Regions from separate parts of the Homo sapiens genome. Here region 2 is linked to region 1. Evidence: chromatin loops called from intact Hi-C (ENCODE). Cell type or tissue: IMR-90. All regions are shown on one strand. Links, peaks and the distances in the headings refer to the core of each region. The heading gives the core; the rest is flanking DNA. Region 1 overlaps LOC105373652 (a long non-coding RNA gene). Region 2 has its middle 150 kb from the start of KYNU.

Region 1 (15,623 bases), core at 11,944-14,443:
TTCCATAGAGGTTTTCAAGGAAAATATTGATGTTTTTGGAGCTGTTTTTTGACATTTGAGTTGGCATCAGGTACAAAACATCTCCTGCCACCCATCTTTTGGTGCCCTACTAAGTGACAAAATTCTGATAGGGGCAGCACCCAGCTGACTCCATGTAGCAGATATGATACTTTTGCTTTTATGATGCCATCTGCAGAGAAATAAATCATCATAAAGTTGACTGAGTGTGTCCTATGTTCATCTGCTTGAACAAGTTCGATGTAATTGACTGACAATAATAAAAGGGGATTAGAGAAAAAAAGTCCTCAGTATTGTCAAGTGAGTGTCACCCAACCCCTGACTTCTGAAAGATGGTCAGGACACAGATGGGCTGAAAGAAAGAAGAAGCTATCCAAGGAGAGCAAACACAGACAGGACATAAGGAGTGTGACAGCATGGCATCTGTGTCTGTGCTGGGAGAGTCTGCATGCGGTGGAAGAAATGGGAGGAGAGGTATTTTGCATAGTTAAAAGGTTAGTCTGATTGAAATAGATAGTTCATGTTGTTAACTAATAAGGGATAATTTAAAACTGTACAGTTCACTGAAATTATTGAATGCTATAATTTGGGTTTATTTTTGTATCACATTTGACATCTCAGCACAGTAGCACAGGTAGCACACTGAGGAAGAATTAATTGAGAGCATTCTGCAGAGGTGAGGCTTTCATGCTTTTTCCTCCTCTGCATACCAGAATAGGAACTTAATGGAAAGTCTGCATCTGGACAGACCAGGGCTCTGTATATAGCAAAATCTTGAGGCCATTTTTGAAGGGATTGTATAAAGAGAAGGAGTATGTAAAAAGTAGTGGAACCCATATCTGTAATGAGACTTCAGTACATTAAATGCTTATACACAATGAACTATAACATCTCTGCAGTGAGTTTTTGTTATAACCTTGGTTCCTCCCATTGAAGCACTAGTGGAAACCATTGGCCAGAGTTTTTCTGATGATCTGATTGGGTTTGTTGCCTGTGCCTTGCCCTCTTGCTTCATGATCCATGTTGATCCTCAGATAGTTCTTAATAATTCTCTAGTTAATTCCTTTAATAGCGTTTGATGTTTTATTTCTGCTGTTCATTCCAGCTTGAGTGGCTTGTTAGTGTGGTCTCGTCTTCTGAGCAATAGATTTTTGAAATGACAGACAGAGGATTTTAAACTTCCTTTAGAGGAACTTATGAATATAATCAATGTTAAGTGAAAAGGGCCAATAGGCCACTTACACATGTGGATTGTCTACCTGTGAATTGTCTCAATCTTAGAAACTTAGATAAGCATTGTGTTATAAGCAGATAAATGCTCAGAGCATAATACTTAATAACTTACTTCCAAAATTTGGTGGATTTCTTTGCAAATATTTATGAGTATACAATTTCACTCCATGCCTGGACCTAATATTCAATATGAGATCCTTGAGAGTCCATTTTCAATGCTGATCAAAGCCTTTGTGTTCTCATACCCACCATATGATGTAGCTATAAAGATGGATAGCAGCAGAAAAACTAGTGGGCTCCTGTGCAGTGAGTCAAATGGGAATGACAAACAGCATGACAAATAGAAGAAACAATCAGTCAATCAACATTCATATACCGTGCCCCTACTAGAGTCCCTGCTAGGAATCAAAGAAAGAAATGACATAGATCTTGGTTAAAAAGATCGATTTGGAGGTCCAACATTTATTCGAATATTTTCAAATATTCATTTCCATATTCCAAAATTTCAATATTTATTAAATAATTAAAATGTTAAGGGCAAATAATGATATTAAAGGGAGTTAAATATTAATGTTATGTGGAATCATCAGGACTAAAATGTTTTAAAAAATCTTCTTTGTTTTCAGTAAGACTTTGTAGCAGGATTTAAGACTGGAAGTTTCAGAAATAAATATGAAAGCTATTGTAAGAATTGGGGAACCAATGTAACAAAAAACGTTGAAAAAAGACTGAATGTGGTGTATTATGGAAATATGGAAATAGTGAGATTTCACTTAAGAGAAACCTTCATCAAAACACAGCCTAAAGTAACAGAAGACCATCTGTTCAGCAATAGTAAATGTAGAGATTCACTTAGCATAAGCAAAGAGGCAACAATTCAAGAGACAAAAAACAATAGGTGTATAAAATTGAAAGAGCTGGCTAGGTATGGTGGCTCATGCCTGCAATCCCAGCACTTTGGGAGGCTGAGGTGAAAATATTGCTTGAGCCCAGGAATTTGGGACCAGCCTGGGCAACATAGGGAGACTCTGTCTCTACAAAAAAAAACACATAAAAATAAACCAGACATGGTGGCACATGCCTGTGGTCCCAGCTACTCAGTGGGAGGCTGAGGTGAGAGGATTGCTCAAGTCCTGGAGGCTGAAGCTGAGTGAGCCTTGATGGAACCAGTGCATTCCAGGCTTGACAACATAGTGTCTCCAAAAAATACATAAATAAAATTAAAAGAGCTTTAAAATCCTGTTTCTTACTGGTAGTCCATTGACATTTTGCACACAATAGGTGTTCAAATGATACTACAGAATTATTGGCTGGGCAGAATAAAATATGTCACTTTAAAAGTCAAATTGAGACTTTTTTCCTCCAAATATGTTTTGACTTTGGAGATTTAGAAGGATCAATTTCTATCAGTGGTAGAGGGCTATACTCTGAATATCGAGTTTAAGATCCATCATTTGCTTGAGCTACATTATAATAGTTTAATTTTTAAAACAACACTGCTGAAATAGTTTTTGGAGCTAGATAATAGATTGTAATACAGACTAGAAGGAATTGCAGTACATTTCTTCAGGGCAGAAAGCAGGTGCAGTTATATCTCTGCATGTGCATCCGATGCTTATGTATTTTAAATGTAAATTGTTTCTTTTAAGAGAAAATATTATATTGAACATTGATGCAAAGGCATTATGTGTTTGTGTTTTATTTTCCTGAGATATAAAACTCATTCTTCACCTATAATGAGACTTCGATGAAATATTCCAAAGTGTTTGTAACAAATCTGGCATTTAAGGAAGCAGATTTATATAAGCTATAGCTGGGATTTTTTTCTTTATCTATTTCCAGTTTCTTTATAATATTTTATGCAGGCTTTTGATTTTATCTATAGGTGCATTTAAGTATGTTTTGAATAGTGGGGGAAAATTAAAACTTGAAATTTAACAAAGAACTTAAAGTGAGTTACCATAACAAAGCATTCTTAAATAATGAATTTTAGAAGTCGGATAAAATTCTTCCTAAAAGGATTCATTATATAAAGCAAATAGCTGAACAATGTCAGGTTGTAACATAGTAATCAAGAGAAAGAGCTTCCAGGCGAGGTGCAGCTATCACTTTAAGCCCCGGGGCAACCAGGCTGCTTCTCACATGGTTGCCGGGGAAGCAGAGGCTTCAGCTTCTGTGGTCAAGAAGCTGGGTATGTCATGGACCAGTATTTCAGATATGCTTGCATTCAAGAATGATTTTTCCAGCTCTCCCCCAAGAAAAATTGTTCATCTTGATGGAACGGGGACAGAAGTCTTGCCGAAGGACAAAGAGTGAAACAAATTTAACTTTGAGCTGTTGAAGAGCCAGTTGTGAGATTCAAACATAAAGGATGACCAGATCTTGAACTGGCTGTGAAAATTTTGCTCTTCTATCATGTACTTGGCAAAAGACTTTGAGCAGCTCCTCAGTATTACATTGAGATTGCCTTGGTTGAATAGAATTCAAACAGTGGTGGAAGAGTATTTGGCTTCTCTGGGTAGTCTTGTAACAACAGACTCTTCCTTAGCCCAAGTCTCAGCATAATTGCTTCCCATTTGGCGTACCCTCCTTGAATGATCATTAAGAAGAGCCATGTAAATGTTTCAGATTCTGATGATGGAGATGATTATCTTCCTGCAGATTTTGACACACGTCATACAACCTTACAAATAACAGCAAGATATGTCCCACTGGCACTGTGGTTTCTTTTGCCCATACTGGTGGAAACATTTCCATTTGTTCAATCAGAGAGAACACTGGAATGTTACATTCATAACTTACTAAAGATTAGTATATACTTTCCAACCTTGAGGAATGAAATTCTGAAGCTTATTATTAAAAATCTATTCAAATTGGATGTGAATACATTCTGGCATGATATTGAAGATGCTGAGGAAACAGCAGCTCAAACTTGTGGTGGGACAGATTCCATGGAATGATTGTTCAATATGAACGAAGATGAAGAGACTGTTTCTAAGGCTGACTCCAAATGGCTCGGTCAGATGGTGCACCCTGTAGCTGAATGCCTGGACACCCTGCTGTCTTTGCTTTTGCAGTACTTGAAGTATGTCTGCTATGTAAAATACATGGTAAGGTTGATAACAACAAAATAAAGGATTTATAATATATCACAAACTGATAAACATATTTGACAAACCCCTGCCTCCTGTCACGTACAGTTTTTTATGTTTTACCTCTGTGGCTTAAAATTGCGACTCTCAGAAGCATTTTTGGAACGTCTCTGGGAAAAAAAAATGCAGGATCCAAATAATCCTGTCATCATCAGGTGAGCTGCTGGAAATTATATTGGAAGCTCTTTGGCAAAAGCTAAATTCATTCCTCTCATTACAACTATAAAATCATGCCTAGGTCTTTCGGTTAACTGGCCACACAAATACCTTACTAACCAGGATCTGAGAATGAAGGCTTTTTGTGATATTGCTCTCCATCAAACATTTTACTCAGCCTTCCAAGCTGTGTTCCACACCTTTGTTTTTAGACACAAGCAACTTTTAAGCGTAAACCTGAAAGAAGGTTTGAGATGTCTTCAGTGCCTACATTTTTAAGGGATAGTGACTAGGCAGCTAAATCCTCTGAATATTTGCCTGCCCTCAGTGGTTAACTTATTTGCTGCTGTCACGAATAAATATCAGCTAGTCTGCTACACTATCATTGAGAGGAACAACGGCCAGAAATACAGCTGGAGGAGACTCGGTGTGAACGTGCACCAACCCATTGGACGCCTTCTTCCCCTTTGATCCTTGTGCGCTTAAGCAGTCAAGGAAAGTCATTGATTCTATTTATCAGATATGGGAAGACATAAGTGTCGAAGAGCTTCAGGAGTTTAAGAAACCTATGAAAAAGGAGATGGAAAAAGATGGAGATGATCTTTTGAAAGGTGAAGTTCCCCCAAATGATACCATGATCGGGATTATACCGAGCCACTTTGATGCGATGCACATTTCCAAAGTCCTTCAAGTAGTGTGGGCTCCCCACCTGTGTTACACCTGCCAGACCAGTTCCTTCTCATCTCGAGGATTTGTGATTGAGATGCAGCATTCTTCCCCATCACTCATCATGTTCTTTAGCAACTGTTTATGCTGTTTGGGCACTGCATTGAACTAGAATGAGCACCTGACTCAGGCATCATACTTTCAAGTTAGACTTCAGCATCTGAACAGACTTTTTTTTTTTTTTGCTTTTTTGTTCCCCTTAGAGACAAAATTAGAAGACTGAATATCATGTGTAATATTTTATGGTGGGGTTGATGATAAATGATAAATACTTTGCTCGTTTGTTTAAGAAGTACTTTTCTTGGCCAGGCGTGGTGGTGGCTCACGCCTATAATCCCAGCACTTTGGGTGGCCCAGGCAGGCAGATCACAATGTCAGGAGATCGAGACCATCCTGGCTACCACGGTGAAACCCCAGCTCTACTAAAAATGCAAAAACTTAGCCAGGCACGGTGGCACGCACCTGTAGTCCCAGCTACTCAGGAGGCTGAGGCAGGAGAATGGCATGAGCCTGGGAGGCGGAGCTTGCAGTGAGCCGAGATCATGCCACTGCACTCCAGCCTGGGCGACAGAGCAAGACTCCGTCTCAAAAACAAAAGAAAAAAAAAAGAAAGAAAGAAAGAAAAGTACTTTTCTTATGCATTACAGCTTTTTGAGATAATTATTGTGTAATTTCTAATATAGACAGCAGCCTATTTTGACAGACTGCCTTTTTAACACAGGATTTTTTTTCAGAGCCACATTCACAGAACTTTGCTGATCTACTTTCAATGAAGAATCCTTTAAGATAAATCCTCTATTTAAAGACTTTAACTAGAATGTTTTATTTTTGCTGCATTGTTTACCTCCTGCTCTAGTTGTGTGTTGGAATTTCAGTAGGGTGCAGAGGAAATGGAAACTGGGGAGACATCCAAACCTGGTCTGGGACAAAGAGAGTTGGAGCTGGCACTGAAGGAGATCTCTAGGGACCCCAGAAACCAATAACAGCCAGTAGGGAAGAGATAGAGAGATTAGAGAAACAGAATCAGACAAATAATATACTTTCATGGTGTAAAAATGAATTTGAAAAAAAAAGTGGAGATCCAGGTAAATGTAATTCACGTTGACTGAAAGTAGGCTTGGGCTTGCATTAAAAAAATTACATCATATTTTACTCTTCAGCTTTCAAGTGTCCCGTTAGAACTAGAATTGCTCTTTGGTAGCAGTTAGATAGAGTTATTTTTGACCTGCATCATTTGGTTATTTTGAGAATTTCTTTTTTCAAACAGGAAAAAAAAAAATTAGGGCCGGGCATGGTGTGGCTCACGCCTGTAATCCCAACACTTTGGGAGGCTGAGGCAGGTGGATTGCCTGAGCTCAGAAATTTGAGACCAGCCTGGCCAAAATAGCAAAACATTGTCTCTACAAAAAGCACAAAAATTAGCTGGGCGTGTTGGTGCATGCCTGTAGTCCCAGCTACTCTGGAGGCTGAGGAGGAGGATGGATTGAGCCCAGGAGGTAGAAGCTGCAATGAGCTGTGTTTGCACCACTGCACTCCAGCCTGAGTGACAGAGTAAGACCCCATCTCTTAAAAAAAAAAAAAAAAATGGAGGTTATTCGGTGGAATGGTTTTGCTAGCAATAATAGGCCAATAATAGGCCAAACTTACTATGGCAGTCTTTATCCAATAGCTATGCCTATCATGGATTCAGCTTGGTGAAATCCTTCTCTACAAGCCTCTTTTTCTATTTTCACAACTAAACACTGGGAGAGAGGGGAAGTCTAAGATGAAACCTTGCTTTATAACAAATTTGCCCAAGCACTGCCCGAGTCATTGTGAAGTTCAAGTATATTTTTGCTTTGTTTTTTAAATGTGTACTTTTTTGTTTACTTGTGAAAATAACCATCTTCAAGCATATTTATTTTTCTGCCCCTTCTATTTATTTAAAGACAGGCAATATTTTCTTGACCACAAATATTTTGTAATGAATCACACCCTCTATCCTAAGGCTTTGTATGCTATTGCATAATTACACTGGTGGCAATATAGAGTTTGAATTTCAGTCTATAAATATGTTTTTTGGAAAACAGAAATTGTCATTGCTTAAAAAAATTTGGATATTGGTGATTTGATTTTGGTGACTTGGTGGAAAGTCATTTGAGAACCTCATGGTTCTTTTTTAATTGCCGACAAAAAGTGGCTTTTTGTAAGTTGGATAAAATGAGTAAATGAAATTGTATCTAGAGAAGTTAAGAGTAAGTGTAATCTTTGTGGGTTGGAAAGCAGTTTTAACACAGAAGGACCTATTTACAAATAAGTCTGTTTAGCTTTGAAAGAGTTTGAGAAAAAAAAATCCATTGTGAAAATAAAGCAATGGTATGATTAATCCAGAACCTTCATTCTTATGCCAATAAAAGGAGGTATCCCAATTTTAAAAAGATTTCTCACTTTAAAAAAAAAAGAGAGACAGAGACAGAGAGAGAGAAGGGAGAGAGAAAAGGACTGTAATCAAGACTCTATACCCAGCCCTGAATCATTCATCTGTCAGAGCAAATAAAGCTATCTAATGATACGCAAATAATCAAAACCATATTATTCTACACCGGTTAGAGGAGAAATGGATCGAATTAAAACCAAACAATAACTAGAACAGATTGCTCAAGTATCACTATGGAGGAGAGAGATCCCCCAACCAAGAAAAGGGTATTTTGTGAGCTCCATTCTGGGGGAAAAAGATTGGGGATGCTGGAAATCAAATAATAAATACAGTAAGTATGTTATTTGGTCAGCCTACATGCTTTATTGAAGTGCAACTAAAGTCCTAGTCTTTACTAGTTCTCTATCCAATTGTGCTCAGCCTAAAGTTGAATCTATGTACGTTTTAGTGTCTGCATTTTTATTATCAAGATTTTAATTGATGTTTCTTTTATACTCATATTTTATTGTTTCAATCTTCCTGTTTTTTACTTCCTAAATAATCTAAAACACACTTATTCCTCTGACCATAATTTGATGTGGAAGAAATTTGTCATCTGAGTGCTTAATCATTGTGTATGTCTTTCTGAGTGTTATGCTACTTAATATAATTTGAAATTTTACTTTGTAGACTTAAGAAATAATTTCATGTGATTATTAATATTCTCTCTCTCCTCCCACTCTAATTGCCTTACTCAAATCATGCCCACCCACTCAATTCTGTTTTTCAAAAGTAACAGTCATAGTTCCAGTAGCCCAACTTGTAAGAGGCACTTCTGCCTCCTACGGGAGCCAAACTTGTATCTTTTTTTCTTTTTACCCAGATCCAGAGCACTTTAGGCCCATAACTTCAGCCCTACTTAGGGTTTTGTTGTTGTTTTTCTACTTCTTATCCACAGAAGTATGTCTTCTTTGAATCCCAGCTATGATTATTTTGCTTTTCTTTTATTATGTTGTCTATTATTGCAGTTTTGAGGACTATGTTGTGTGGAAGTCTTCCCACTTCCTCTCTTTTTCCCTCAATCTCTCTCTCTCCCTCTCGCAAACACATACACACATATATCTTATTTTCTTTCCTTTGATCCATTCCTAATCGAATTCCCTCTTAGAATAAGCATTGATTATTTCTTTCATAATCTGCATTCTTCCCAAACCACTGTCCATGCCATTATTTATACCCATGGGGATTTTTGAATAATATATAGTATATGCTTGTATGTTTTATGATCAAAATTGCATTATATACTACGTATCATGAAAATGTCATGATTGTGGTTTTTACTGAATATTTTACTTTTGATATCTCTGTCGATATAGATAGATATTATTCTTTCTACTGTTCTATAGTATTCCATCATATGCATATCACATATTGTGTCTCTTCATTTTCTTATGTTTAACATTTCTAATCTTTGTTATGGAAAACATGCTTATATGGACAATAGCCCACATTTCTCTTTGTAAGTGAAGAAGTGTTTCTGCGGGATCCAGTACAGATAGGGCTGATTTCCAGCTGGACAGGAAGAGCTCTATCTGTATCTCTGGAGGTGCCTAGAAGACTGGTTTTTGAACCTTTGCCAAGGAAGGGGCAATGGAATTCATGATATTCTGTTCAGGGTTTGAAACTTTCCTAGATACCCAAAGTTATCTTCCTTTCACTCTGTCACTCAGGCTGGTGTGCAGTGGTAGGATCTCAGCTCACTGCAACCTCGACCTCTCAGGCTCAAGCAATCCGTCCACCTCAGTCTCTGCACTAGCTGAGACTATGGGCATGCACCACAACGTCCAGCTAATTTTTTTTATTTTTTGTAGAGATGGCATTTTGCAGTGTTGCCCAGGCTGGTCTTGAACTCCTGGACTCAAGCAATCTGCCTGCCTTGGCCTCTCAAAGTGTTGGCATTACAGGAATGCACCACCACGCCAAGCCCAAAGTTAGCTTCTTTATTGTTGACTTTGTCTTAACCCATTGGATAAGCCTGATTTTACTATTTAAGGAGGCACTGAGAGCTTTTGAGGGGAGCTCTTCCAAAGACAAAATTCCTAGCACAGATCCTGGAAATTTGAATCAGAGACTCAGCTCAGTCCTAGAGCTCAAAGATAAGACCCCCAAGAGCTCATGCTGTAGGTATCTCTTGGATTTCCAAAGCTTGCCTGCATTCTTTAGATATTAGGTTGGTGCAAAAAGCCTTAAAAGCCTCAAGGAGGTCTGGTGAGACACTTTAAATAACTGATGTGGGAAAAAAACAATACAGATATATACCCAGGAGTAAAATTGCTGGGACATTGGGTATGTTCCTATTTAGTGTCAATAAACTGAATAAAGCTATTTATAATGGCTGTACTGGAACAGAGTGCAAAGTGGACTTCCTACTTTTCCACATTCTTTCCAGCTGTAAATATTATCTAAATTTTTAATTGTTAACAACATGATTCATATATTAAAATATTTCAGCATGCCTTTAACATGCACTTCTCTGATTTCTAAAGTGCCCATCTCTTTAAAAATGCATTAGCCATTCAGGTTTTCCCTTTGGGAATTGCTTATTTTAATTCCTTGGTCATTTTTCTATTGTGTCTTCTTTCTTCCCGAGGAGCTTCTTAAATATTCTAGATATAAATTTTTTCCTAATCTGTCACTTTCCTATTAACTGGGCCTATTATATCTCTACTTCAGTTTTCTGATTTGTAAAGTAGAAATAATCATACCTATAACTCTTTCTTTTTTTTGCCTCTAAGGATTAAATGAGATAATGAATGTGAAACACTAATACAACATCTGACACATAGTGAGGGTTCAATACCACCAGGGATTTATTAAGCCTCTTTCTTTTTTATATATACTTTAAGGTTAAGGGTACATGTGCACAATGTGCAGGTTAGTTACATATGTATACATGTGCCATGTTGGTGTGCTGCACCCATTAACTCGTCATTTAACATTAGGTATATCTCCAAATGCTATCCCTCCCCCCTCCCCCCACCCCACAACAGGCCCCAGTGTGTGATGTTCCCCTTCCTGTGTCCATGTGTTCTCATTGTTCAATTCCCACCTATGAGTGAGAACATGCGGTGTTTGGTTTTTTGTCCTTGCAATAGTTTGCTGAGAATGAGGGTTTCCGGCTTCATCTATGGCCCTACAAAGGACATGAACTCATCATTTTTTATGACTGCATAGTATTCCATGGTGTATATGTGCCACATTTTCTTAATCCAGTCTATCATTGTTGGACATTTGGCTTGGTTCCAAGTCTTTGCTATTGTGAATAGTGCCGCAATAAACATACATCTCCATGTGTCTTTATAGCAGCATGATTTATAATTCTTTGGGCATATACCCAGTAATGGGATGGCTGGGTCAAATGGTATTTCTAGTTCTAGATCCCTGAGGAATCGCCATACTGACTTCCACAATGGTTGAACTACTTTACAGTCCCACTAACAGTGTAAAAGTCTTCCTATTTCTCCACATCCTCTCCAGCACCTGTTGTTTCCTGACTTTTTAATGATTGCCATTCTAACTGGTGTGAGATGGTATCTCATTGTGGTTTTGATTTGCATTTCTCTGATGGCCAGTGATGATGAGCATTTTTTCATGTGTCTTTTGGCTGCATAAATGTCTTCTTTTGAGAAGTGTCTCTTTTCAAATTGAATTGATATTTTGTTGTACCTAGATATATGTATAAATTTAGGAAATTTAAGTTTAATCTAGATTTAAACTAAGTGGTTTTCCAGTAGCATATAAAATCTTAGGCTAGACACCTTAAGCTTAGCATGTAGACTACAGTGATAGACAAAGATGTGCTGGGAAATCAGGAGCCTTACTCTGTTCTTGAACCCACATTAGCCGGGCACTCCTGCCTGTGTGGGAAAGAGACCCTGTCCTTAAATCTGACCTCCCTTTCTGCATCAGGTACCTGACCTGCCGATGACAAAGGGATTCACAAAAGTACCCATTAAATCTATATGTTTATATTTTCAAAACTGTGACACTTTCATCATCATTACTCTACTCTAGCCCTTCCTGCAGGGTTTATTACCCAGGTTGTCAAAATATTTTGAAAAAGACATCGTGAAACACAACGTCTATGTTGTATCTGATTTCCTTTCCTGAAGAAAAACAAGCCTAGAAGGGAAAGGAAAAAAAATGTACTGCTAATATCATGATAGGGAGTAAAATAATTCATAAATTGATGAGTCAAGATGTGTTTTCTAAAATTTGCATTATAGATATTAGCAAACAGAGATAGATATGAAAGACAGTGGAGCAATTGGAATGTTTTTAAATGTGCATGGCATATTTTTTAGTAGAAAGTTTTCCTTTCAGTTGCTAAACAAATTCTCTAAACATTAAAAATATTTCAGAAGTTATCAGGAAATAATCATTAAAGTAAATTGCTAGTTGGTAAATTCCCACTCCAATGTCCATTCTTGGCTCTATTAATTCATACTCTAATCTTAGTTGGAGTCTTTACTAGCAAGGTGTCCTGGGGAGCATTTTATATTCACTTACTAAATCAGATTAGTCTAAGATGCACCTTTTCCCAGAACTGTGTACACTCAGCCGAGGTTGGTAGACAACATTTCATTCCTTAAAGATCATGCCAGGAGTATTCTGCCGAGGAAATGAAAGACCACATCTAGAAACAGAGGAAAAGAGTGAAGTGCGAGCTTTATTCGCAATGTCTGCAGTAAGTAAACGAGAGGGAGTAGGTTCATGTGTGTATACTCTGCTCTGGAACCCTCTCTGACTTCCCCAGGCAGAACAATTATTACATCTTGCCATTCCATGAGGATGTAATTTCAGAATATTTTGAAGGGCTCAATTCTAATCATGTTCTCTGGAGATCTAATAGAGTAAATATAAATATAAAATAATTACTTTTCTTGAAAGATTTCAGATCAGCTATGGACTTTTATTGCATTAATCAATAAATTCAATTAATTTATCAAGTAGATTACTAGATATTACAGATTTAGAAATTATACATATGCTAGGGTTTTCCAAACTGAGCTAACCCTCTTAATTCAATGGGCACTGTAAGTGTACTCATAATTGTTTTGTAAACCATATGTCAATAGACTCTATTCTCACAAACATAAAGGAAAGTGTCTCTTTTATTGCTTTGTACTGTAATTGTACTGTAGTCAAGACAGAGAGCACAAGAAGAAAGAGTAATAGACACAATAGGGATATCTCATACAACATGAGTTGGACTCATTAAATAAACAAAGACTTTGGGTCAACAGTTAAGCTAAGAGACAGAGTTGCAAAGAATAAGCTTTTCCTATGATCTCTAGCTGAAAATGTAAACACAGTCTTTTTTGTGGACATGCAGTGGAAAGGATTAGTTCTAACTCTCTGCCGGTATGTGTGTGTATATGTTTCTCCTGCCGTCCCTGGGATTGCTCATGATAGAAGCAACTTCATTTTTGAGAGAGTAGGCTGTGGGGTGTGACAATGAGGAAAGAAGTACTGGTAAAGAATTTCCTCTTTGTAATGCTTCTACAGCTAGAGTTTAATAATACCAGGGGGCATTCTTATTAATGTGATGGCTTTTTATTTTTTTTGAGACAGAATAATCACTCTGTCACCCAGCCTGGAGTGCAGTGGTACAATCTTTGCTCACTGCAACCCCGCTGCCCAGGTTCAAGTGATTCTTGTGCCTCAGCCTCCTGAGTAGCTAGGATTACAGGCACACACTACCACACTCGGCTAATTTTTGTATTTTTAGTAGAGACAAGGTTTCACCATGTTGGCCAGGCTGGTCTCGAACTCCTGGCCTCAAGTGATCTGCCCACCTTGGCCTCCCAAAGTGCTGGGATTACTGGCATGAGCCACTGCACCCGGCCTAATGTGATGGTTTTTTTAATGTGATGGCTTCTTTAAAAAAAAAAGGGTTTGTTTTATTCTGGTGGATTTTTTAAAATTTTAATTAAAATTGTTTACCTCTGCCATGTTTTACTTGTAAAATTTTGTTAGTGAAAATTAGACTAAAATAAATTTTCTGACCAATGACTAAAAATCATCATATTTCAACATGCTTTTCTATTTGAAACCAGAAGTAAGTCCTTGCATATTAAAGGATTTTAAGCTTAACCTGTTAAAAATATTGTTTGTGTGGAATAACTTTCTCTTTTGTCTACTTAATGTATGCCTACTCAAGCTAACAGCCCAAGTTATACTCATGCTAGATCTAGACAGTAAACTGATGCTCAGGCATATGGCTCAACATTGATTTTTTTTGTTTTTATTGTTTTTAAATTTTCTAGTCCATTGTCATAATGCTTTTATTTTTGGTGTTGATTTTAATTTGTGATATTTTAATATAATTTATTTTATTTATTTATTTATTTATTTATTTATTTATTTATTTATTTATTTTTATTTTTTTATTTTTTGAGTCGGAATCTTGCTCCATCACCCAGGCTGGAGTGCAATGGCTCAATCTCAGCTCACTGCCACCTCCACCTCCAGGGTTCAAGCAATTCTCCTGCCTCAGCCTCCTGAGTAGTTGGGATTACAGGCACCTGCCACCACGCCTGGCTAATTTTTGTATTTTTAGTAGAGATAGGGTTTCACCATATTGACCAGGCTGGTCTCTTGGCCAGGCTGGTCTTGAACTTCTGACCTTGTGATCCGCCCGCCTCAGCTTCCCAAAGTGCTGGGATTACAGCGTGAGCCACCGCACCTGGCAATATATTTAATTTCTTAACATAACTATTTATTAGTAGATTTTGGTGAAAAGAGACAACACAGTGGCAATATAATCTAATTCATTATATAATTTAATAACCTGAATTCAGGACACATTTGATTACCTCCTATGTAAAAGGCAGTAAAGAAAGATAAAACTTCATGCTCAGGTAACAAATATTCTAGTAAAAAAAGGTAATTATCTTGGTCCGTTTGCGTTGCTATAACAAAATACCTTAGACTGGCTCATTGATAAAAAATAAAAATTTATTTCTCACAGTTCTGGAGTCTGGGAAATCCAAGATCAAGGTGCTGGCAGATTTGGTGTCTGGTGAGGGCTGCTTTCTGCTTCCAAGATGGTGCCTTATTGTTGCATCCTCTGGAGAAGGAGGTAAAGCCGTGTCCTCACATGGTAGAAGGAGAATAGAAAAGAAAAAGGCTCATTTTTCAGAGATAATGCAGTCTAGGTGTCCTCATATGGCAAAAGGCATGGGAGCAGGGAGGCAGCTCTATGATGCATTTTTTAAAAGGGCATTTATCTTATCCATGAAGGCAGAATTCTCATAGCCTAATGACCTGCGAAGCACCCCACCTCCTAATACCACCTCCTAGGGGGTTAGGTTCCATCATATGAATTTTGGAGCAATACATACAAACAAATCACAGCAGCAATCATGTGTACAGGTAAAGTGAGAACTTAGCCTATACTAAGGGTTATTAAGAGCAGTACAAAAACTGCTACAAGTACAAAAATAAAGGGATATGTTTGTCCTTAGTAACCCAAGGAAAAGAGTGGAGTGAGATTGAAAGAGAAGACAAAGGAGAATGAGAATAGAAATTAACTGAGATTTGCACTGTAAAAGAAGTGATAGGAACGAAAGCTTTCAATGTAGAGGCTGTCAGCAGAGAAGGCAGTTTTTGATTTGTCAATTAGGAAGTCATTAGACCTTTGTCAGAGAGGAGGTTCAGTAACACTGTGGAAGTGAAAGTAAGATTTAAGGGGAACTTGCAGTTAAAGGGGCAGACTAGCCACTTTTACACTGCTCTTCTCTTTAAAGCCAAGAGAATATGAAAAAAAAAAAAGCTTTTTAGAAAACTGAGAAGAAAATTCTGTCTTTAATAAAAGTTAATAGCTATAATCTTAAACCACAAACTATTATATTAAGAATAGCTCTTGAATAAAATGAAGT
Region 2 (15,623 bases), core at 5,553-8,052, 140 kb before region 1:
TTAAAACAAGTACACATACACAAAACAAGGATAGTTACTGAAGTGACAGAATTGGCCCAAAGCTAGACTGACCAAAGTTTTGAATAAACTGAAGAACCAAACTTTGACATGCTTATCTGAATGTAATTGGAAATTCAGATCTCTATACAGTCACTTATCCTTAAGTTCTAAGTCATCGCATTTCATCTGTTATTTATAATCTCATTTGTATTTCAGAAAAAAATTCAATACTTCATTACATCTCTTAATTTATATTTTACCTTTAAGATTTGGTTACTCTTTGAGCCAAGAGCACAACAATTATTCATGTGCACAGGAGTTAAGAACTGCCACCAAAGGTGGCACTCATATAACGGAGACAGAGTTGTTGGTCCAACGTTGGTGTCTGAACGGTAATTTGAATAATGAAGAAAATGACATTACTCCTGAGAATTCCAGGACAGAATCTTCCCATGGCTTCATGGCTTTGGGCCAGCCATTTCCCAGGCATAGTGAGTAACAGAGGAAGGGAAGGATATTAATAGCCCTCCTTGGGTTGCTTTTGTTAGCTTTAGTTACTAGAAGCTGACATGACTGCTACCCAAGGCAGAACTTCTATAAAAAAATCCAGCAGTGGAACACTATACATGCCTACTGTGCTAATAAGAGAGAGAAAATCTAGAAGTTTCTTTTCTCTCTCACTTGGGATACTAAAGGGCAATAGAGCAGCTATCAGCAAAAAGTCCAGAGGCGCAAATCTAGCAACAAAGAGAGAACTCAAAAGTTGCATTTCACAAATGGTAAACACATGATATGTTTTCTCTGCATTCCCTAGGGGTCAGGCTATTTCTCAAATGCCAATTCCCATCACAATTGGCGCCTTTGGCACTTCTGAAATACAGGGTGTTTGGCATTCAGCTGGGGAATTTCTGTGTTGAGGAACCAAGGACTGAAAGAAGGCAAGTGTCCAGGTCAGCTGCTGCCAATCACCATCTCCGCTCCACAGGGGTTCACTCAAAGGAGAATACAGCTCAGGTTTCCCTTTAGGGAAGTTTCTCTCTCATTGCCAGAGTTAGTCCAAGTAGGTTTTCTACTGCCCTCTAAAATCCTGACAAGCAATATGGAAGGAAAAGAGTAGCACATTTCTGAAAATAAAAAATGTGCACAAATAATGACATTATATAAGGTAAAGTCACATAACTTATTAAATACAAAGCAATGAATAACACTGCATGGGTTAGAAAATACCGTAGTTCAAAGATATTCTTTGCCAGGATTTTAATGAGTCTAAAAAATACAACACATTAATGAATGCATTGTTACATTCAAATACTTTGATTCATTTCCAAATAAAAAGAGGGGAAAACAACCTCCCATTCCCAAAAGGTCAAATTCAGGGCATATTAAAACACCTCTTTCAGGTTCATTTCATAACAAATGCATTTTAGAAATGACTAAATCAAAGTGTCATAACCCAAAGAGAAAAAATAACAAGCTCACCGGTAAACTTATCATTGCTGGAAGAACAGTGGGCTATGAGAATGATCTTTGAAACTAAAAATCTCTTTAAAGCATTATAGAATTTGCTATCAGCACAAATTGAGAGTAAAGAAATAATTACCAAAATCCAACCAGCTATAAATTTCCATCCACTGGGCAAAAATCCACATCAGAATGTGAGAAAGCACAAGAATTTGCTTCTTAAATGTTACGTTGTGCCAGAGGAATTATAAACAGCAGGCACCATCAACAATTAGATTAACAGTTTTTTTCTTTAAGAAATGGGACTGAACTCTAGCTACAACACCATTGAGACAGGCACCTGGAGGTGAGCGTAGAAATACCAACCAACTTCACAAGCAGCTGGAAAGTCTCAAAGTTCTGTGTCCTTTGTATTTTCCAAAACAGGATTGCTTACTTTCATGCATAGCTGTAGGAAATAAGACTCATTTTTAATTGTGCAAACTTAAACCAATTTGTTTGTGAAACACTAAACTATCCCATATTGAAACTGGTTTGGAAGACCTTCATATGTAAGTATAATCTATTTGGCTTGCAAAATTCACATGAAACTGCATAGAAATTCTGTATACTTTCATTGCTTCCACAATTTTCTCTCCTCCCCATTATAGGCTAAGAGGGTATATTTATGTCCTGGCAGTAAATAATTGCAGGATAATATGTGTTAGCATTGCCTTACAAATAAATATTCCCTTGAAGAACCAAACAGAGTAGAAAGGACAGGCATAATGCATTACACTTATGTAGCTTCATTGCATCATTTTATTTAAGGCCCAAGCTGATCCGCTTAGCGTGGTTATAATTTCTTTTGGTCTACACAGTGTACATTGAGTTAATGAGGTCAAGTCAACCTCTATATGGTACCCTAAGTTCATGCCATCTCTTAATAAAACATATCTTCTGGTGACGAGATGAGAAAAGGGGAATAAATTTATGTGGATCAGACTGAAATCTGGGAACATTTTAGATTTTCCCTTTTCCTCATGCCCCATATTAAATTTGATCATTGAAAATATCTCCCACGTTGGTTCTCGCCACTGCATCTCCTTCAGCTCCAGCTTTAATTCAAGCTATCATCATTTCTTATCTGGTTTGTGGAGTAATCAAACAGATCCCTCTGCCTCCCATCTGTCATCGTAATCATTCTATTCTACGCTGATACCACAGATATATCTAAAGCACATATTTAACATATTTTCTCTCTTATTTAAACCCTTTGGTTGCTTGGCTAATTCTTTGCATGTGCACATAGACAGCATTCCCATTAGTGGCATTTAACACCCCTGGGCAAGTAACAACAGGAGTCAAGTAACATATCCTAAGCTCCTGCGACTTGGAACTATCATGAGAAAAAAATTGAACATGGCTCATGGCAGGAGTCCAGACCTATGCAGACGTGTCTGACGGATTGGAAGATCTTATAGAAACCTGATTTCAGGAAGTAACAACTTTGGTTCTGAGAAGAAAATCTCCAAAAAAATAAAAAAAAAGAAAGAAAACAAATTAATCAAAGTGGAGTATACCCAACAGCCATGTTTGCTAACAACTATAAGCTAGTTTTAAGGTGTTCAATTTTTTTCATCCAGAGATGAAAAAAGATAGGATCAAAAGTCACAGATGCTCACCCTGGAAACATGTTTAAGTCACCTTTGGCCATTTTTGAAAATTCCTAAAAAGACATAAGGAAAGTGATGAGGTTCTAGTATAGGTTTTTGTCACAGCAACCTGACTGATCTTCCATCAGTTAGCATTTGTATTAGTTAGGATGCTTTGGCTGAAAGTGGTAAAAGGCTCAACTCAATATAACTTAAACAGAAAAGGTATCTGCTATCTCATAACAGGAGTCCAGATATAGGTTGGTTCCAATGTTGTTAATTCAGGGGCTCAACATCATCATCAAGAACATAGACACTGTGCACCTTTCTCCTCATCCAACGTCGGAATGTCACTTTGACCCTTTGACTTGCTCCTCATATGGGTAAAGTAGTTGCAGATAAGTAGTTGCACCTTATCATCTAAAAGTAGATAAGGTGCTTCTTTAAGATCAGAGACACTTTTCTCATTTATACACCCACATTCTTCACATCTGACTGGGTAAGCTATGTTTTAGGCTCACCCTAAACTAGTTACTAGCAATGGGAATTAGAATACCTGAGTAGTCTTAGACAAATTTCTACTTGTCCTGAATGAAACTGGGGTCTTGTTAGCCAGGACAATGTGGCAGAAATTATAGTTTTATTGGCATATATAATGTTGTCAATAGCTAGCAGTCACAAACCACTATGATCTAGGTCAGTGCTTTGCAAAGCTTAGATTCTGATTCAGTGGATCTCAGGTAGGGCCCACGATTCTGCATTCGAATACTCTTATAAGTGATGTTGCTGCCAGTCCATGGACCACACTGTAAATACCACGCATTTAGGTGACATTCATATAACTTTTTGTTTCACTGGCTTTAATAGCCTTCAGAACAAAATCCATGTTCCTTAGCATGAATGTCATACACAATTCTTCATTACACCTAATCTTGTAACAATTATTATTGCTCTTGATAACTTTAGTGCAATGTGCTCCAATATGGCCATGTTATATTCAAAGTGCTGTGAGTTTAATGCCCTATGGCTTTTTGCTCTCACATTTATCATTTCTTCTTCATACAATAGAATTTCTCATCCTTTTATTTCTATTTCCTTCCTTCTGGCTAAATCAGTTACTTTGGGAAGACTTACCTAATCCCAACTCTTCATACCTTATCATATGTTAGGTACCTCTTTTGGGTCCAATAACCCTATAATTGTAAATCACACTGTAATGTAATTATTTCTTTACATTTCTGTCTCCTCCATTAAATCGTGGATTTTTCAATGGTAAGGTTATTCTAAATATCTCATGGTTAATAAAATATCTGATAAAGGGTAAATCCTAAGTAAAACCATATTTTACAGAGTAATGCTCCTAATATCCCAAATCTTTTATACATGTCTATCTGTCTACAGAGAATGTGGTCACCACCTAATTAACATGAAAACTGGAGTTCCATTACCACATTATATACAATTACATGACATTATTTACTTTACACTTACTTTTACTCTACCTTGTTTTTCTCTTTTAATTTTTCTCTCAGCAGTACCAAGATTATACTAAATTTTTCATAAATATTTTTATAAAAATAAATAAATCCTGATTGTAAAGGAGCCCAGGTTCTACTAAGAGAACTAAGACATGCATATTATACAAATCTAACAAATGATTGAAAATGAGAAGTTCCATAAAGACAGATATATAAAGCAGCATGAGAGTTCAGAAGAAGAAAATAGTCCAGATAGGTTATCAATGAAGTTGTAGCAGACACTATTATTCACTCGTTTGTTGTTGACAGGATGTGAACAGACTTTTGGTCAATCTAATCTTGGAAGTAACATCCCACCATTTTCACCATATTCTGTTTGTTAGAAGAGAGACTCCAGGTCTAGCTCACATTCAAAGGAAGGGGATTATTCAAGGACATAAGCATAGGAGGCAGAGATCAATGGGGGCCACCTAGGACTCTACCGCACATTTACCTCCTGAGACTCATTAAAATGACAAAACAATAGCAAGCCAAAATAGAAGCACAGACTCTCCTTCTAGTAATTCAAATGTAGGTTTCTCAGAAGACAATCTGGAAGGAAAGACCAGGATTTAAAAGAAATGGTAAGCAAGAAAACTGGTGAATATGAACACATCGTAATAAGAATTGGCATTATAAAATAATAATATAAAATAATAATAATAGTTTGATGACTAATATGGAGAGTAATAAAACAGCAGACAAAATTACAAAAAGGAAAAAAAGAGTAAGACATCAATAACATATAAAAGAAGAGAGGCAACTGAAATTGAATCATTCTCAGGCTTTGTATTGTTTTAGAGTGTCCCAAGTCCAAGTATGCATATTGTGCTATAAGGGTAACCATTAAAAAGGAGACATAGGCTATGCTAATTTCAGAACATAGAATGACTGTATGGGTGTGTGTTCAAGGGAAAGAAAGTAGAAACATAAAGAAAATCAATAAAACCAAAAGAACACAGGAGACATGGGTATTGAGGGGCATGGAAAAAGCAAGATTAAATAAAAATCACAGAATGTTAGAAAAGGAATTGTTTAAATACAAGGAAAGCACAAAGTGGAAGACCTATTAATTAAGCAAAATCCAAAGATGATAGCAATTGATTAGATATGCGGGGCGGGGAAAGAGAAAAATTAAAGATTTGTATTTTTCACTAGAATAATTAGAAAGTTGACTGTGACATAATCAGTATTAGGGAATATGGGACAGGTTACTATTTAGTTAGAAAGCACGACAAGTTCAATTTTGAACAATTTGGAATTGAACAGCACTTCCAGAATTTCTAAGTAGCGTGGCCTTCTGCTTGGCAATCAGGATAGATGGATCTGGTACATCTTTGTTTTTATAGCATTTTACATAAGATTGAGAAAATATCACTTGTCCATATCCAAGGAGATTAATGTGTGTTGTGTGTGTGATTATGCATGCAGTGGGAATGAGAATGGATCTATACTTCTTTCAGGCAGCCTTTTGTTACTACTGGTTGAGTCTAAGTTGCCTATGACACATATAATGGAGCTATTCATTCAGGAAGAGTATGGAGGAATGGATGCATAGAATAATGGTACCGTCTCTTGTCAGACAGACCATGGGTTAAAACAGTTTTCCTGTTTACTAGCTGTATTATGTGGGCCAAGTTACCTAATGCTTCTAACCTTAGTTTCTTTGTCAGCATAATGACTATAAGAGCATCACTGTTATACAAATTCATTCAATTAAATAAGATAATGAATATAAATTGCATAAAACAGTGCCTGAAACACAGTGTATGATTAAGAAAACAGCTTTATTTACAAGTCAAATTCTGTTACCTTTAATGGCAATGAGAAAAATTCCAGTAAATAATATACATTCTATTCAAAATTTAGCATAAAATGAAATCACATCTTGATTTTAATTGTGTTTTTTTTTTTTTTAAATCTACTAAAAGACTAACATGCCACAATGTTTCTGCTGAAGAATCTCATCACTTGGGTCATATTTGTTAACATTTCTGAGACTGTTATTGTTGAGTCATAGAATTCCTTGACATAAATACCAGATTTCTGCTCAGAGTTAAGAAGCACATTTTCCTATTCTGTAGTAAGAGATGAGTTTGCCATGAAATCAGGACTGCAATAATTTACTCTAAATTCTTAGACAATTAATTTGAATACATCATATAGAATACATGAAATTTGTTTATTTCTACCTTTACATAAGAGTGCCAACAACTGGAAAAACTTCAATTTATATGTGGACACATAGTCTCTGGATAAAAATATAGAAAGAACATAGCCTGAGATAAAATCATGAAATTTAAGAAAAGGAACCTAATTAAATGAGAATAAAAAGAAAAGAAGGAGTCACTTCAAGACAGTGTACAGTATTGTACCAGTAAGAATACTAGATAGACTCTGACATTCAATTTCTATGAGGCCATGGATAAATCACTTACTAACATTGAGCCCCATTTTACTTCTTTTTTAAAAATGTTTTGAAATAATTTCAAACAAGTAATTTCTTAAAACAAGGACATGTTTTTTTAAAACAAATACATATTAATAATTTCTTAAAACAAAAACATATTTATACTATGATCATGCAAGACAATCTTACATAATCATAGTATAATTATAGAATTCAGGGTATTTCTCATCTCAGATATTTTAGACTCCATCTCAGTCATTTCTCTAGAAGTTTGATTTGAGTCATTTCTATATCTTTCAGGTCTCTAAGTGTTTAAACATACAGAATATGGTTATAATGATTCTTTTAATGAACATTGCTGCTAATTCTAACATCTCTGTCAGTTCTGGATCATTCTTTAAAAATAACTTTTTATTTGAAAGAAGTAAAGACTCGCAAAGAATTGCAATAACAGTACTGAGACTTCCCATGTAGCCTTCCCTTGACTTTCCCCAGTGATAATATCTTACATAACCATATGCAATGTCAAAATAAGGAAGGTACTAAGTTACTAACTCAGTTACAGGCCTTTATTGGGATTTCTCATGTTTTGCATGTACTCTGTGTGTGTGTTTTTGAGTGTGTGTGTGTGTGTGTGTGTGTGTGCATGCGCACGCATGTAACTGAGTAGAAAGTATGGCTCTATGAAATTTTGTCACATGTATAGATTTGAGCAACCAATACCTCAGTTAGGATACAGAACCATTCCATCACCACACACACACACACACACACACACACACACACACACACCCTTTCTCAGATGATTCCTCAATAGTCACATCCTTCTTCCACCTCTAACCTCTGACCACTGATGTATTTTCTGTCACTATAAATTTGTCACTTCAAGGTTGGTATATAAATGAAGTCTTGTAGTATGTAACACTTTGACATTGAATATACACATACAAACATACATATATAGAATAGTTTATATAACTCTATATCTATATTTCATATATATATTAAACAGAAATATATATGTATTATTTTTTGAAAATCAAATTTCTTCAAATCAATTAGCTTAAGAATGGCATTGACTTTACTAATAAATTTGGGGACTATCATTTTATTACTGCTTATTTATTTACTGACTTATTCTTCTAGATATCTGTGTATGCTGTGGTATTTCTGTCTGTTTTGTTCCAGTTGCTATTGGTTTCTTGGTTGGTCTGGAGAGAAGGAAGTTGAAGATTGACCTAAATATAGTTTGACACATTAGTCTTAAGAAGCTCTCTCAATTACAAGTGTCCAAAAAAAATCACTCATTGAATTGTGTTTGAATAAGACCTATTCAAGTTTGAAAGAGGTTACTGCAGTATTTTCTATAGCAAAATGTCAAAATATGTTCTGCTCAACATAAAACTCAATGCTATATAGAGTTGAATAATAGAAAAAAACTGGTACATTCTTTCATAGATATAATTTAGATGAACTAATATAATATCTCATAATTCATATAGTTTAAATACTTAATAAACTATTTATAATAGTGTGTATTTGTAGCAGTCAAACCATTGCAAACGTATTTTTGAGCTTAAGTGTTAAAGTATCACATTTGAAAGACAGGTAGTCAAACTGTTAAATTTTTTCAGACTCCTTTTACTTCTCATTAACTATTAATAATTATAGAAAGAAGATCTGTAGCCAAGGTAACAAGGAAAAGAAAATGATAGTGTAAGTCCAAGAAGCCTTGCCCTATCTGGCTCTGTTTATCACAGTACACGATGTTTACTGTGCTCCTTCAGGCACTGAGGTGTAAACATGCTTTGACCCTCTTTTCTTTACCTTGCTGAGAAGAGCAATTTCAATAGAACATTTAAATGCTCCAAAAACAGTTTTGACAAATACAGTTGTACCCTATGTTTCTATGACTGCAGTCAGTCACATAAAGTTTGTAATTTCTGACATTTCTTGGACAATCATTTTGAAGCAAAGTAAAAGGTAGAGTTGATCTCAAAGAGAAGTGAAACTACAGAAACATTATTTTTGTTGTGGTCCAAATCTTCAGTAAATATATTGTGTTGATAAGTTTTTTTTGAAATGTTTATACAAAAGATATATGCAGATACTAGTATTAATTCATTTTGAAATTTTTAATACTGATTTACAAGTAAAGTAAAAGCATACTTGAATTGTTTCCATTATTACAGAATGAATTTCTAGCAAAATAGTCATACCACTTTAAGAAGCACTGTGGTTGCCATGTGTATACCATTCAGCATTTCTAAGGGTAAAACTTCCTAAAATAAATCTATTTGCTCAAGTATGGATGTCATAAAATATTGGGAAATAATAACAGATTTGATTTTTTTTTCTATATTTTTTCTTCCTGCTTTGATCCCATCCCATTAACTTCATGGCAGCCCTTCCTTGGAACAGGTGGAGGTTGCGGAGTGGGAGGTGGTATAAAAATGAGTACAAAATAGCTAAGCAAATTTCTTAATAGATCGTTTTAAAAACTCATACCTCCCACTATTGTAGTCTTATATCAAGGCACTTTTGAACTTGAATAGCTGGCTTGTTTGAAAAACTTTTTGATGTTTTATCAAGGTGTTTAAGTTTTATTTTTTCTTCTAAAATCAAAAGACATAGTTTATAACACAAACAACAAAGTAAAAAAAAACTATGATGATACGAGTCACCTCTTGTTCCACACTAGATAAAAGATATGACTTGAAATGAGAGAACTGTGGAAAAAAATTAAGTAAATTAATACTTTTGAAGGCTATGAAGGATGAGCTGATCTTTCCCACTGCTCTTGAATTCTCCCAGCTGCCTACCAGGGTTAGGAGGGAATAACAAAAGGTCAGTACTTCTAGAGGAGCCTAATTGCAGAAGGACGAGTGTCTGACTTTCTGTACTGAAATCTGTAAATAGACACTTCTGAGAATGAATGTCAGGGCATGAGGTGGCAGGAAGAGAACTCTACTGTCCCTCAAATCTTACTCTCAGAGAAGCACAAGAAAACATTTAACAAATTTTAATGTTCCTCCATTTCCATGCCGTGAGAGGCTCATATATAGCTAAGGGCTATGTAGTTGGGGTAAGCGGGGATTAGAAAGCCTAAATATTTCCAGGGAGGAAAGGGCAAAGAACCCAAAACAGGAGCAGTAGGAATAGGAGCCAATGATTAAAAATCAGTGGGAATTACGTACCACAGGAGCAGCCAGGAAGATGCCTGCTCAGGCAAGGTTCAGACAGCTTTCCCCTATGTAAGCATAATATGTGAGCCCTTGACCAGTGTTTCCTATTTGCCACTCCAGATTTATTCTTTTCTGCCTTGCTCTCCATCTTGAGCTGACTTGCATAGATTGCCCCACTTGGGCAGGCCCTATTGTCAACTGTCTTATGGTTGATTTAGACAATAAGAAGCACTAGTAAGAGAGAAGAGGGAGACAGATAAATAGGTCAAGAATCACTTATATTTTTCCACCACACTCTCCACATTTTATCCAACTCTACCTGTTTCTGCCAAGACAAATTTTGGCATAGGATGACTTCTCCATGTCTGTGACTGTTCATCTTCACTGGGTTTCAGGTATTGCTTCCCCTGTTGCCTGTCAGGTATAGGAGTAGTAACAACTTCTCCCTGTTGCAAATCCTTGAGCAGTTCACTATCTCTTACTCCTATCCCTGAAACTTGCCCACATGTTTGTAAATAATCCCTTTTTCATATTCTCTACCTTTATCCACTTTGAACGTGTCATTTATCACCTAATCTTGAATTTAGATGACCCTCTGGCAGAAACAGAAACAGAAGTTAGAGGTAGAAATTTCTGAACTGATTAAATATTTACCCAAAAAACATTAGAAGCCATGAGTATCCTTTAAACCAGTAGAAGATTTTTCTACCAATTAAGGAAATGCTATTTTAAAAATAAAATGAAATTCTATTAAAATGCCCAAAGAAACTTTTCATTTTGTATACTTGAATCATGGCCTTTAATACTCAACTAACTACATATAAAGACATTATTTTTCAATTTTTTTAAAAAAAATTCAAATGAAACATTTTACTCATTCCAAAAGGAATTAGCTAGATTATTTTTTAATGTTTAATAATTGAACATTAGTCTTAAATTAAATAGTCACTTACAGTTTAATTTTCCCATCCTTTCTTTAACTTATTTGTAAAATTGGTATTAAAGAGTTCAAACTTATGTTCAAAGAGTCATTTGCAATGTAGAAGTAGTACAGATATAATTATTATTTTCAGCTTGGACCAGCTTGAAATTTACAAACCATTAATGTGCTAGACTTTATTAATTTATATAACTTACAAAGATCAAAACTTAAACCTACAATGTCTATAAACTCTATATTCTTGAGCTGTATCTTTCTTTTTAAGGAAATCTGTAAATGTACATGTGTGTGTGTTTGTTTCTCTGTGTGTGTTGAGTGAATCCCAAATAGCATAAACCCAAATAAATCCATGAGAAGACACACAATTAAACTTTGTAAGCTAAAAACAAGAAAAAATCTTGAAGGCAACAGACACAAATGACGCATTGTTTACTTGAGAGCACCAATTTGAATGACAAAGAATTTTCCAACTAAAACAATAAACACCAAAAAAGAAACAGCACAGCATTTTTCAAGTTCTGAATGAAGATAACTGAAAATTCTACATCTGAGGAAATTATCCTTTAGGATAAAGATATTGGGGTGGAGCCAAGATGGCCAAATAAGTACAGCTCCAGTCTACAGCTACCAGTGTGAGCAACACAGAAGATGGGTGATTTCTGCATTTCCAACTGAGGTACCGGGTTCATCTCACTGGGGAGTACCAGACAGTGGGTGCAGGACAGTGGGCGCAGCGCACCATGCGGAGCCGAAGCAGGGCGAGGCATCACCTCACCCGGGAAGCACAAGGGGTCAGGGAATTCCCTTTCCTAGTCAAAGAAAGGGGTGATAGATGGCACCTGGAAAATCAGGTCACTCCCACCCTAATACTGCGCTTTTCCAATGGGCTTAACAAACGACACACCAGGAGATTATATCCCGCACCTGGCTCGAAGGGTCCTACGCCCACGGAGCCTCGCACATTGCTAGCACAGCAGTCTGAGATCAAACTGCAAGGCAGCAGTGAGACTGGGGGAGGGGCGCCTGCCGTTGCTCAGGCTTCAGTAGGAAAACAAAGCTCGAACTGGGTGGAGCCCACCACAGCTCAAGGAGGCCTGCCTGCCTCTGTAAGCTCCACCTCTGGGGCCAGGGCACAGACAAATAAAAGACAGCAATAACCTCTGCAGACTTAAATGTCCCTGTCTGATGGGAGTAGTGGTTTGAAGAGAGTAGTGATTCTCCTAGCATACAGCTTGAGATCTGAGAACAGACAGATTGCCTCCTCAAGTGGGTCCCTGACCCCAGAGTAGCCTAACTGGGAGGCACCCCCCAGTAGGGGTGGACTGACACCTCACACGGCCAGGTACTCCTCTGAGACAAAACTTACAGAGGAATGATCAGGCAGCAACATTTGCGGTTCACCAATATCCACTGTTCTGCAGCCACCGCTGCTGATACCCAGGCAAACAGGGTCTGGAGTGGACCTCCAGTAAACTCCAACAGACCTGCAGCTGAGGGTTCTGACTGTTAGAAGGAAAACTAACAAACAGAAAGGACATCCACACCAAAAACCCATCTGTATGTCACCATCACCAAAGACCAAAGGTAAATAAAACCACAAAGATGGGGAAAAAACAGAGCAGAAAAACTGGACACTCTAAAAATCAGAGTGCCTCTCCTCCTCCAAAGGAACGCAGCTCCTCACCAGCAATGAAACAAAGCTGGATGAAGAACGACTTTGACGAGTTGAGAAAGGAAGGCTTCAGAAGATCAAACTACTCTGAGCTAAAGGAGGAAGTTCAAACCCATGGCAAAGAAGTTAAAAACTTTGAAAAAAAATTAGACGAATGGATAACTAGAATAACCAATGCAGAGAAGTCCTTAAAGGACCTGATGGAGCTGAAAACCATGGCACGAGGACGACGTGACAAATGCACAAGCCTCAGTAACCGATGCGATCAACTGGAAGAAAGGGTATAAGCAATGGAAGATGAAATGAATGAAATGAAGTGTGAAGAGAAGTTTAGAGAAAAAAGAATAAAAAGAAATGAACAAAGCCTCCAAGAAATATGGGACTATGTGAAAAGACCAAATCTACATCTGATTGGTGTACCCGAAAGTGATGGGGAGAAAGGAACCAAGTTGGAAAACACTGTAGGATATTATCCAGGAGAACTTCCCCAATCTAGCAAGGCAGGCCAACTTTCAGATTCAGGAAATACAGAGAATGCCACAAAGATACTCCTTGGGAAGAGCAACTCCAAGACACATAATTGTCAGATTCACCAAGTTGAAATGAAGGAAAAAATGTTAAGGGCAGCCAGAGAGAAAGGTCGGGTTACCCTCAAAGGGAAGCCCATCAGACTAACAGCTGATCTCTCAGCAGAAACCCTACAAGCCAGAAGAGAGTGGGGGCCAATATTCAACATTCTTAAAGAGAAGAATTTTCAACCCAGAATTTCATATCCAGCCAAACTAAGCTTCATAAGTGAAGGAGAAATAAAATACTTTACAGACAAGCAAATGCTGAGAGATTTTGTCACCACCAGGCCTGCCCTAAAAGAGCTCCTGAAGGAAGCACTAAACATGGTAAGGAAGAACCAGTACCAGCCACTGCAAAAACATGCCAAATTGTAAAGACCAGCAAGGCTAGGAAGAAACTGCATCAACTAATGAGCAAAATAACCAGCTAACATCATAATGACAGGATAAAATTCACACATAAGAATACTAACCTTAAATGTAAATGGGCTAAATACTCCAATTAAAAGGCACAGACTGGCAAATAGGATAAAGAGTCAAGACCCATCAGTGTGTGGTATTCAGGAAACCCATCTCACATGCAGAGACACAAATAGGCTCAAAATACAAGGATGGAGGAAGATCTACCAAGCAAATGGAAAACAAAAAAAGGCAGGGGTTGCAATCCTAGTCTCGGATAAAACAGACTTTAAACCAACAAAGATCAAAAGAGACAAAGAAGGCCATTACATAATGGTAAAGGGATCAATTCAACAAGAAGAACTAACTATCCTAAATATATATGCACCCAATACAGGAGCACCCAGATTCACAAAGCAAGTCCTTAGTGACCTACAAAGAGACTTAGACTCCCACACAATAATAATGGGAGACTTTAACACCCTACTGTCAACATTAGACAGATCAACGAGACAGAAAGTAAACAAGGATATCCAGGAATTGAACTCAGCTCCGCACCAAGCAGACCTAATAGACATCTACAGAACTCTCTATCCCCAATCAACAGAATATACATTCTTTTCAGCACCACACCACACCTATTCCAAAACTGACCACGTAGTTGGAAGTAAAGCACTCCTCAGCAAATGTAAAAGAACAGAAATTATAACAAACTGTCTCTCAGACCACAGTGCAATCAAACTAGAACTCAGGATTAAGAAACTCACTCAAAACCGCTCAGCTACATGGAAACTGAACAACCTGCTCCTGAATGACTACTGGGTACATAACGAAATGAAGGCAGAAATTAAGGTGTTCTTTGAAACCAACGAGAACAAAGACACAACATACCAGAATCTCTGGGACACATTCAAAGTAGTGTGTAGAGGGAAATTTATAGCACTAAATGCCCACAAGAGAAAGCAGGAAAGATCTAAAATTGACACACTAACATCACAATTAAAAGAACTAGAGAAGCAAGAGCAAACACATTCAAAAGCTAGCAGAAGGCAAGAAATAACTAATATCAGAGCAGAACTGAAGGAAATAGAGACACAAAAAACCCTTCAAAAAATCAATGAATCCAGGAGCTGGTTTTTTGAAAAGATCAACAAAATTGATAGACTGCTAGCAAGACTAATAAAGAAGAAAAGAGAGAAGAACCAAATAGATGCAAAAAAGTGACAAAGAGGGTATCACCACTGATCCCACGAAAATACAAACTACCATCAGAGAATAGTATGAACACCTCTACACAAATAAACTAGAAAATCTAGAAGAAATGGATAAATTCCTTGACACATACACTCTCCCAAGACTAAACCAGGAAGAAGTTGAATCTCTGAATAGACCAATAACAGGATCTGAAATTGAGGCAATAATTAATAGCTTACCAACCGAAAAAAGCCCAGGACCAGATGAATTCACAGCCGAATTCTACCAGAGGTACCAGGAGGAATTGGTACCATTCCTTCTGAAAATATTCCAATCAATAGAAAAAGAGGGAATCATCACTAACTCATTTTATGAGGCCAGCATCATCTTGATACCAAAGCCTGGCAGAGACACAACAAAAAAAGAGAATTTTAGACCAATACCCTTGATGAACATTGGTGCAAAAATCCTCAATAAAATACTGGCAAACCGAATCCAACAACACATCAAAAAGCTTATCCACCATGATCAAGTGGGCTTCATCCCTGGGATGCAAGGCTGGTTCAACATATGAAAATCAATAAACATAATCCAGCATATAAACAGAACCAAAGACAGAAACCACATGATTATCTCAATAGA

What was found. A loop is a pair of places that touch in the nucleus more often than their neighbours do. Peaks named below come from ENCODE experiments on the same cell type or tissue, not always from the same donor. Only the 100,000 strongest peaks of a DNase experiment are listed, where the experiment ranks them.
Region 2: it touches region 1 in a loop (2.2-fold over the local background); 1 of 110 quality-filtered maps calls a loop at or near these places.

What each region holds. Positions count from the first base shown.
Region 1 is chr2:142,850,723-142,866,345 of GRCh38, forward strand. It overlaps LOC105373652 (a long non-coding RNA gene), which reads right to left. Exons shown (of 5, transcript XR_923389.3): 4 at 14,712-14,837; 5 at 12,143-12,376. It also overlaps the pseudogene RRN3P4. Among named protein-coding and RNA genes, the nearest start is that of KYNU, 19 kb to the right of the region's middle. In IMR-90, for the core only: no CTCF peak of the experiment used is centred there; a DNase peak (open chromatin) is centred at 13,079; H3K27ac peaks cover 349 bases.
Region 2 is chr2:142,716,142-142,731,764 of GRCh38, forward strand. No RefSeq gene overlaps it. Among named protein-coding and RNA genes, the nearest start is that of KYNU, 150 kb to the right of the region's middle. In IMR-90, for the core only: no CTCF peak of the experiment used is centred there; a DNase peak (open chromatin) is centred at 6,620; H3K27ac peaks cover 144 bases.